Regions from separate parts of the Homo sapiens genome. Here region 2 is linked to region 1. The links are chromatin loops, found by intact Hi-C in ENCODE. Cell type or tissue: gastrocnemius medialis. All regions are shown on one strand.

Region 1 (4,000 bases):
CTGTGAAGGTGTTTTGCAGAAGTGATCAAAGTTTATAATCAGTTGACTTTAAGTAAGGGAGGTTATACTAGATAATTCAAATGGGCTTAATCCAATCAGTTAAAAATTCTTAAGAGCAGAGCCAAGCTTTTCCTAAAATGGAAATTCTACCTGTGGACAGCAGTTGCAGCTTCAGGTTTAACAGCCAGAGTTCCAGCCTGCCCCTTCTGACAGCTTGTCCTACAGATTTGGGGATTGTCTAGCCAGCTCTTCTTGCATAAGCCAATTGCTTACAAAAAAGTTCTGTGTCTTCTACTGTTGTTTTTTCTGGTTGAATCTTGACTCATACAGAGTCAGAATAATTTTTTAAACTGTTCTTATTTAATTAATCCAAAAAATAGTTGACTATTAAAAATATAGTCACGATGTATTGAGTGAAATGAATGACAACAATGTCACAAGGGATCGTAGGGTAGAATTGGGAATAGTCCATCATAAATTACTTGTACTACCTGTGATGTGCTATAGGCTTATTTGAAAATAGACATGTATTAGTTAAAAATGTATATTGTAAACTCAAGGACAGCCACTAATTTTTTTAAAGTATAATTGATACGCTAAAAAAGATAAAATGGGATCATATTAAATGCTCAATTAAAGAGAGGAGGAAAGAAACAAAGAACTCATAAGTATAAATGATTAAGTAAATGAGAGCATCATGCTGTACATAATATATACAACTAAATAAATCCTTAGACTTTTTAATTTAAAAAAAGACTCAAATTGATATAGATATACAGCTCTCAAGGAGGTAGAGTATAACTTCCCGTGAGTGTGGGCTCACAGTGACTTCATTGCAAAGAGTATATTGTGGAAAGGGGGGAGGGAAATAACTTTACAGTGGAGAAATCTTTCAATAATCTATGACATCCAACATAATGTCTTATTAGCCCTTATCAAGCCTAATATCAGCAGGAATAAGCCATGTTACCATTGATGTGATGTGATGAGAATGGCACTTTGCCACTTCGGTATTCTTCCCCAAAACTCATAACCTCAATTTAATCATAAGAAAAACATCAACCGAATCTCAATTGTGAGACTTTCTAAAATTACCTAAACAGTACTCAAAACTGTCAGGGTCATCAAAAACAAGGAAAGTCTGAGAATGTGCCATAGTATGAGACGCATAAGGAGATATGACAACTAAATGTAATGTGGACTCCTGGAACAGAAATAGGACATTAGGCAAAAGCAAAGGAGATCTGAATAAATTGTGGGCTTTGGTATAAAATATACTAATTATAAGTGTGTGCATATATGTACTTAGACATAATTAGAATTTTAATTTGAATGTATTTAATTGTAAGTAAAATTGAGCATCTTTTCATGTATTTAATTCTTTTTTATAAGGACAGAATTTTTTGCAAATTAGTTATGTATCAGAAGGAAGGAAAGAAAGGAAAAAAGAAAGAAGAAAAGAAGGAAGGAATGAAGGAAGGACATGCTGAAACAGGGAGTGGATTTCCCATTTTAACACTTTTAATTCATTTTACTTATATCAGTCCTAACTTTGATTTTAAATTCTATTATAGTCTAGTTTTTTAAAATTTTTAAACTTTTATTCTTAATCTTTAATTTTAATTTACATTAATATTTTAATTATTAACTTTCAGTCACTTCTTTTTTTAAATTACCATTTCTACAGTATTCCCTTCTTTTATACAAATTTGTTTTGTTTATAACAAGTACTGACCTGTTTATGAAGTATGTTCTAACTGCAGTGAGAAAGCCAGCATCACGAATATGAAAGCTGGGAAAATTACTTTCCTGCTTGTATTATTAGCTATTGCTGCATAAAATTCACCCCAAAATGTAGTGGCTGAAAACAATAGTCATTTATTATATCTCCATGATATCAGTGAGTCAGGAATTCATACTGGGACCACAGAGCAGCTTGTCCCTACTTCATTACGTCTGGACCTCAGCTGGAAGGCTTAAAATCTTGTGCCTAGAATCATCCAAAGGCTGCTTACTGAAGGCTTTTTGAAATCATTTGAGTCCAGCTGTCAGCTGAGGTCTGAGCTGGGGCTATGGGCCAGAATACACACACATGGACTCACCACGTGGTCTGGGCTTCCACACAGCCTGGTGGCTATGTTCTAAAAGTAAGCGAGCTAAGAGAAAAAAGAGGAATCCATACTGCTTAATTACAACCTGGACTTGAAAGTCACACAGCATCACTTTTACCATGTCCTATTGGTCAAGGCAGTTCCAAATGTGTATTCAGTTTTAACGAGGAGACAACATTGTCAATGTCATATTCTTTAACAAGCATATGGGATGGGATACATATTGGTGAAGCCATATTTAGAAAATACAATTTGCCAGATTATCAGATACATCTGAAACAATCCTTTATGTTTCTTACAAATAAACTTTGTGGCTTCCAAGTTTGGCTATAAAAATAGACAAACAGATAGGTAAACAGACTTCACCTGGTTAACTTAGAATAATTTGGTACAACACATTTCTCTGTCCCAATTGGTTGATCAATGGTTGCTTCTCCCACATATTGTCAACTACTCCCATATTCTACAAATATTTTAGAGTCCATGTTCCGGTCACTGCACTAGGGTCTGGAGAAATATTGGTAGTATTACAGAATCCCTGCCCTTAATGAGCTACAGGTTTATGGGCAACACAGAAAGCAAGCAGGAAATTATAATTCAATGTGTTTCATATGTTAACAATGGTAAGTATTGGGTGCTGTGGAAGCACTTGGAATAGACACATTACCTAGGCCTGGGAATTGGGAACAACTTCCCAGAAGTACCATATGACTTAGAATGAATAAGTAGGAGCTATCCAGGAAATTGGTATCCGTGATGGAGGAAGGGAATGGGTAAAAGTATTCAAAACAGAGGGAAAAACAGGTTTACACTTCTAGGAGCAAGAGAAAATGTGGCATAGTCATCGATCAGACCTTGTAATCCCAAGGTGCTATGCCCAGGGCCTCAAATGTACTATGCAAAGCAGCTGAGATTATAAGTCCAGCTCAGAGACCCCTTCAGGTCTACTATACCCTCTGTGAGAGACTGACTTTTGTCAGGTTTTGTCCACTTATATATCCCCAGTGTCTAGTATACCTAGCACATAGGGATGCAATAAGTATTTGTGGCTTCATACTTGGATTCCTGTCTCTGAATATTGACTTTGAATGAAAACGCTACTGGACAGTCTTGCTATTCATTATTTTCCATCCTAGATGCAGCCTTTTGGCTCAGGCTCAGCTCCATAAATTGTGGCCTGAAGAAAAGACCTGCCGTCATAGGCTTCCCAGCTCCAACCCAGGCCAGCAACCAAAGCTACTGCTCCTCTGAAAGTTCTGTCAAGCACTTAAAGAGCTAACAGGGCATTTGAAAATTCATGGTCCCCAGTGTCTTCAACTAAGATATGACAGAAGCCATGGCAGTAGACCTGGAGTTGGTTATATCTAGAGAATGATATGGCTCACACTAATACCTTTGCCCTACCTTGGTAAGGACACAAGTGATGCTCACTGTCCTGATATACATGCCTGCAAGAAGATATAACTGAAGGGCTTTATCCATATAGCTGAGCTTATTGCACCAGCCTCAATCTAAAATTACATATATGATAGAATGTTATTTCAGCCTTGAAAAAGAAGGAAACCCTGCCATTTGTGACAATATGAATGAATCCAGAGACATTAAGTAAAACAAGCCAGACACTGCAAGACAAATACTGCGTGAATTTATTTGGATGTAGACTCTTTAAAAATTAAACTCATAGAAACAGAATAGAAGGGTCCTAGGGGTGAGGGGAGTAAAGAATGAGGAGACTTTGGTTAAAGGGTACAAATATGTAGTCATAAAATGAGTAAGTTCGGACACCTAATGTACAGCTTTATTACTATACTTAATAATGTACACTTGAAGTTTGCTGAAAGTAGATCTTTTTTTTTTTGAAATGGAATCTCGCTCTGTCACCAAGGCTG
Region 2 (4,000 bases), 98 kb after region 1:
CCACACTTGAATACCATCAAGTTGGTGATTAAGTTTCACATTCAGACCATAGCACCCTTTAACAGGCTGTTTCTAATTCTAAGCTCTAAATTTATTTCTCAAACTTATTTCTCCCATGCACTCTTTTTATCATGAAACAGCCTTCATGATGGATGTTTCATAAGACTTGCCTAGAACAACATCATGTTCTCCACTTGAAAAAAATAACAATAAAAATAAAACCTGTTCAGAAAAAAATCTGAAGAATATCTGACACCTCCTAGTTGTTCCCTAAGTAACCTGAACTGGTGACCAAAGAATCACCACAGTAAAGCCCTGTGAAGCAATGTAAGTGTCATTGGGCTGATCAGAAAGGTACAAATCCTGAGAGTGGAGGCTGAAGAACTTCAGGCCTTTTTAGAGTCTCTTGTAGAATTTAAACCAAGTACACAATTTTCTCCCTATAAGCTTCATGTTGAAGTCTTTACGAATGAACAGCTGGAGAGTATTAAAAGCTGTGGGACTATTTTCCTTCCTGCTAGAACAAAAGACATTAAAATAAACTGCTAAGGGAGGTTTGGTGACTTACAAAGTGACCTGCATTATGAGCACTTTGGTCTGCTGCAAGATTGGTTCATTAAGGCCAAAAATGAAGTGTTACTGTTGAATGAATTCCCACATTTCCATAATAGCATTGTTAGTTTGTTATGCTTTTCAAAACTTTCCTTTGTGTTCCTTACTTTTATAGTCAATATTTAATTGGGAGCATAACTCTGAGAAGAATCAGACTCCGGGAAATAAGGGAAAGTCAAGTAAAGAGCATTATATCCCATAGGGCACATATACTTTAGGAAAGCCAAGAGGAGAAACAGTCAGCAAAATAAAACCAGATGTGAATTTGATATGATTATACCATCCCTTCCAATATGAACAGCACTTTCAAATTCACTTTTTTTTTCATGGAATCAGTTGAATCACTGAATCCTTTTCGAGTAAGTGAAACATTGAGCAATGCTTGCCCAAAAGAATTACGTGAAGCCCACACAGGGCTTTTGAAAATTCATTTGCATTTGAATGATGCAAATTGTAATTTAGTATAATAAAGACCATGTATTCGAGAAGAAGAAATTATATAAACAGCCCCTCCGACTTTCAGTCAAGTCTACTAGTTCTAATCCCAACATGCTAATTTGAATCTACATGTCCCATCAAAAATGTTTTTCTGTAAAATAAGTTATACCCTTTTTGACCCTGCCACACCTGCCTGACTGTGATAGAATCAAATGTGACCGACACATTTGGTTATTTCCATTGAATATATTCCTAAGAATTCCCCATGAACAATGGATACTCCTGTCCAAGTCCTCTTTGGTACAACAGATAGGGCATTGTGGTCCCACAATAAGAGCGAACGTTTCTAACATATATTCAAGTTTGATGTAGAATTAGTAGAGTCACAAATCTGTATTATGAAACATCATATCTTTGCTGGAAAATAATATTTAGAATAAGAATCAGACTACAAACAACTATAAACATAACTATATTTTCAAATACAAATAGGGTAACAGTGCAAAGTTGTCTGATCATTCCTCAGAATGGTTAATTCACATAATGCATAATGTCTGTACCTGAATATTGCAATGTGGTGAGAGGGGGACTATGCTGTCACAATTTGGGGAGAACATGAAGGGGAATTTCCATTTTTCCTCACTGTGCATGTGTGTTCTGTCACTATAGTGTGGTACTTCCTGTCTTCTTGAAGCTGAGCTTAAATTTTTCAAACCACTTTCTCAAAATCACAAGTTCTCAGACTTTAAGGAATCTTAGAAGCCATCTAGTGCCTTCATCCAGCCCTCATCCTCTCCAAACACAAATAACTTCTTAAATGTTGGGCAGAACAGCTCTCTCTAATGGGGAGGCAGCTGAAGACACATAGAGGTAGTTGCATCTCACATTGTGTTTCTGCTCCTAGAAAGTGCTTCCATATAGTTCTGGCATGGTGGCTTATACTTGTAATCCCAGCACTTTGTGAGGCCAACCATGTGCAGGTATCAAAAGGTACCTCTCCTCTGCTTTCTCTATCTCCAGGAATGTGATTTACTATTAACCAAGGAAGATGCTTGAATCATAATAAATCCTTTTTCCTCCCTGGTACACCCTTCCAATGAATCTACTTCCCAGGACATTCTTGAATTCTGTTCCCTCTTCCCCATTTCCCTCCTACTGCCTCCATCCAGTCCATCACTATTTCTCCCAGGGATTGTGTAACTCTCCCCATTTTAGTCTCCCTGGCTCCAACCTCATCTCATCTCCCTCACTGCAGCCAGTGATCTTCCCAAAACACAAGCATGTGCATGTCACATCCATTCTAATCACACTAAAAGACACCTAACTAAACCCTCTTTCCTATCATGTAAAAGGTACCCATACTTGGCCATATTTTGCAGACAAGAATATGCAAACAAATTGCATTCTTTTTTGGAAGAAGTTCGACTTTAATAAAAGAAGCAGTAGTCACAAAGAAGAACCGCAGCTTTACAAAACATTTCCACATGGCTTATCAGTTCTAAGCTGTTAGTTGACAGTAAACATATGGAGGAAACTACAGTATTAAGGCAAAGATTTAAAAGGCCCCATAAAAATACCCGTATATTTAAATAAGAAATTTTCCAGACCCTCATACCTGGGTAAAATCAAAGCACATGTTATTAGATGCCTTTTAGTTTTTAAGAAAGAAGTTAATCTGCCATTTCCCCCATCATTAATAAAGCATGTGGTTACTTTTATGGCTGTCTACCTACTCAGATGATTGGGGGTTTCTGATAGAGTTTTCTAGTAAGGATAAATGCACTGGAGAGAAAAACATGAAAAAATCGTGATTCAGTAACAGAAGCAGAAAACTTTATAACATTTTTTCATTGGGAAGATTAACTTCTATATCATATGAATTGTCTCTATCATGAACAGCATCATACTAGAGATAGAAATGGATTCTGTTAGTCTTCAGTCACTTTTATGAAACAAAGCAGAGTGATTTAATTATATATTCTGAGACTCCAAATAAACTCTCCTTTTCTTGGCTCTTGCAATTTTCAATAAATATACACTAAGAGGTACAACTTTGGAGTTTCTTAACAAGTTCCCAAAAAAAATTTCTGATTTGTCAATTTGTCTAAATTCACTTAGAAAAAATATTTAAAGGATGATATACCAGAGTACACATCAGCAGAGTATCTTAAACAAATTTTCAAATACTCTCATTTGCTTTTGACAAAATCCATAGTACATTCTAATTTACAGTGCTGCAAAACAAGGATGTCTTCTATTTTTTAAAATTTTTATTTGACTTTGAAAGGTAATGAACTTTGCAAAAAAGTAAAATACTAAATTATGAGTAACAAGTGATTCCAGTTAGGTCCCAGGCCTAAAATCTGACTTCCCTCAGCTCAAAGAACTGACACATCCTCTAAAAACACAAACTATTTTTCTTGCATGTTTATAAGTGTTCATGTAAGTGTGGAGCAATAAGTTTTTCTTCTTCATTCAAAACCTGGAATATTTTGGTTCCAATTTGCATTTTTCATTGTCCTTCCACACTTTGGAATCTTAACAACACGCTGGTGAAAATCTCCTAAGCCGTAGCTCAGTGTTGCCAGCAGCCCTTGAATAAGTTTTTCTTTACTTGGTGAAGGTTAAGAACATTCTTTTTAATGGGCCCATTAATGGATATTATCTAAATTGGATTTTCATACTTCTGTGGAAAATCAAACAGAACACATATTTTGCTGGACATATCACAAGCTGTTTGCCCACCCCAGCGACTTGTGAGGATAGATATGTGGACAAGTCACTGACCTGTTTGTCTACATAAACAAGATGATTTGGGTCAAAATTATAATTAAAAATGAAGTTTCATCCTCTGTTGTAAAATACAAAAAATGGACAGGGCATGGTAGCTTATGCCTGTAATCCCAGCAGTTTGGGAGGCCAAAGCAGGAGGATCACTTGAGGCCAGGAG

What was found. A loop is a pair of places that touch in the nucleus more often than their neighbours do. Peaks named below come from ENCODE experiments on the same cell type or tissue, not always from the same donor. Only the 100,000 strongest peaks of a DNase experiment are listed, where the experiment ranks them.
Region 2: it touches region 1 in a loop (2.1-fold over the local background); 1 of 110 quality-filtered maps calls a loop at or near these places.

Annotation. Positions count from the first base shown.
Region 1 is chr13:76,675,198-76,679,197 of GRCh38, forward strand. The region is part of intron 1 of LOC105370266 (a long non-coding RNA gene); the gene reads left to right. All of the region lies in intron 2 of LOC112268120 (a long non-coding RNA gene), which reads right to left. Among named protein-coding and RNA genes, the nearest start is that of KCTD12, 210 kb to the right of the region's middle. In gastrocnemius medialis, no CTCF peak of the experiment used is centred here; a DNase peak (open chromatin) is centred at 2,078.
Region 2 is chr13:76,772,992-76,776,991 of GRCh38, forward strand. The region is part of intron 1 of LOC105370265 (a long non-coding RNA gene); the gene reads right to left. Among named protein-coding and RNA genes, the nearest start is that of KCTD12, 110 kb to the right of the region's middle. In gastrocnemius medialis, no CTCF peak of the experiment used is centred here; no DNase peak of the experiment used is centred here.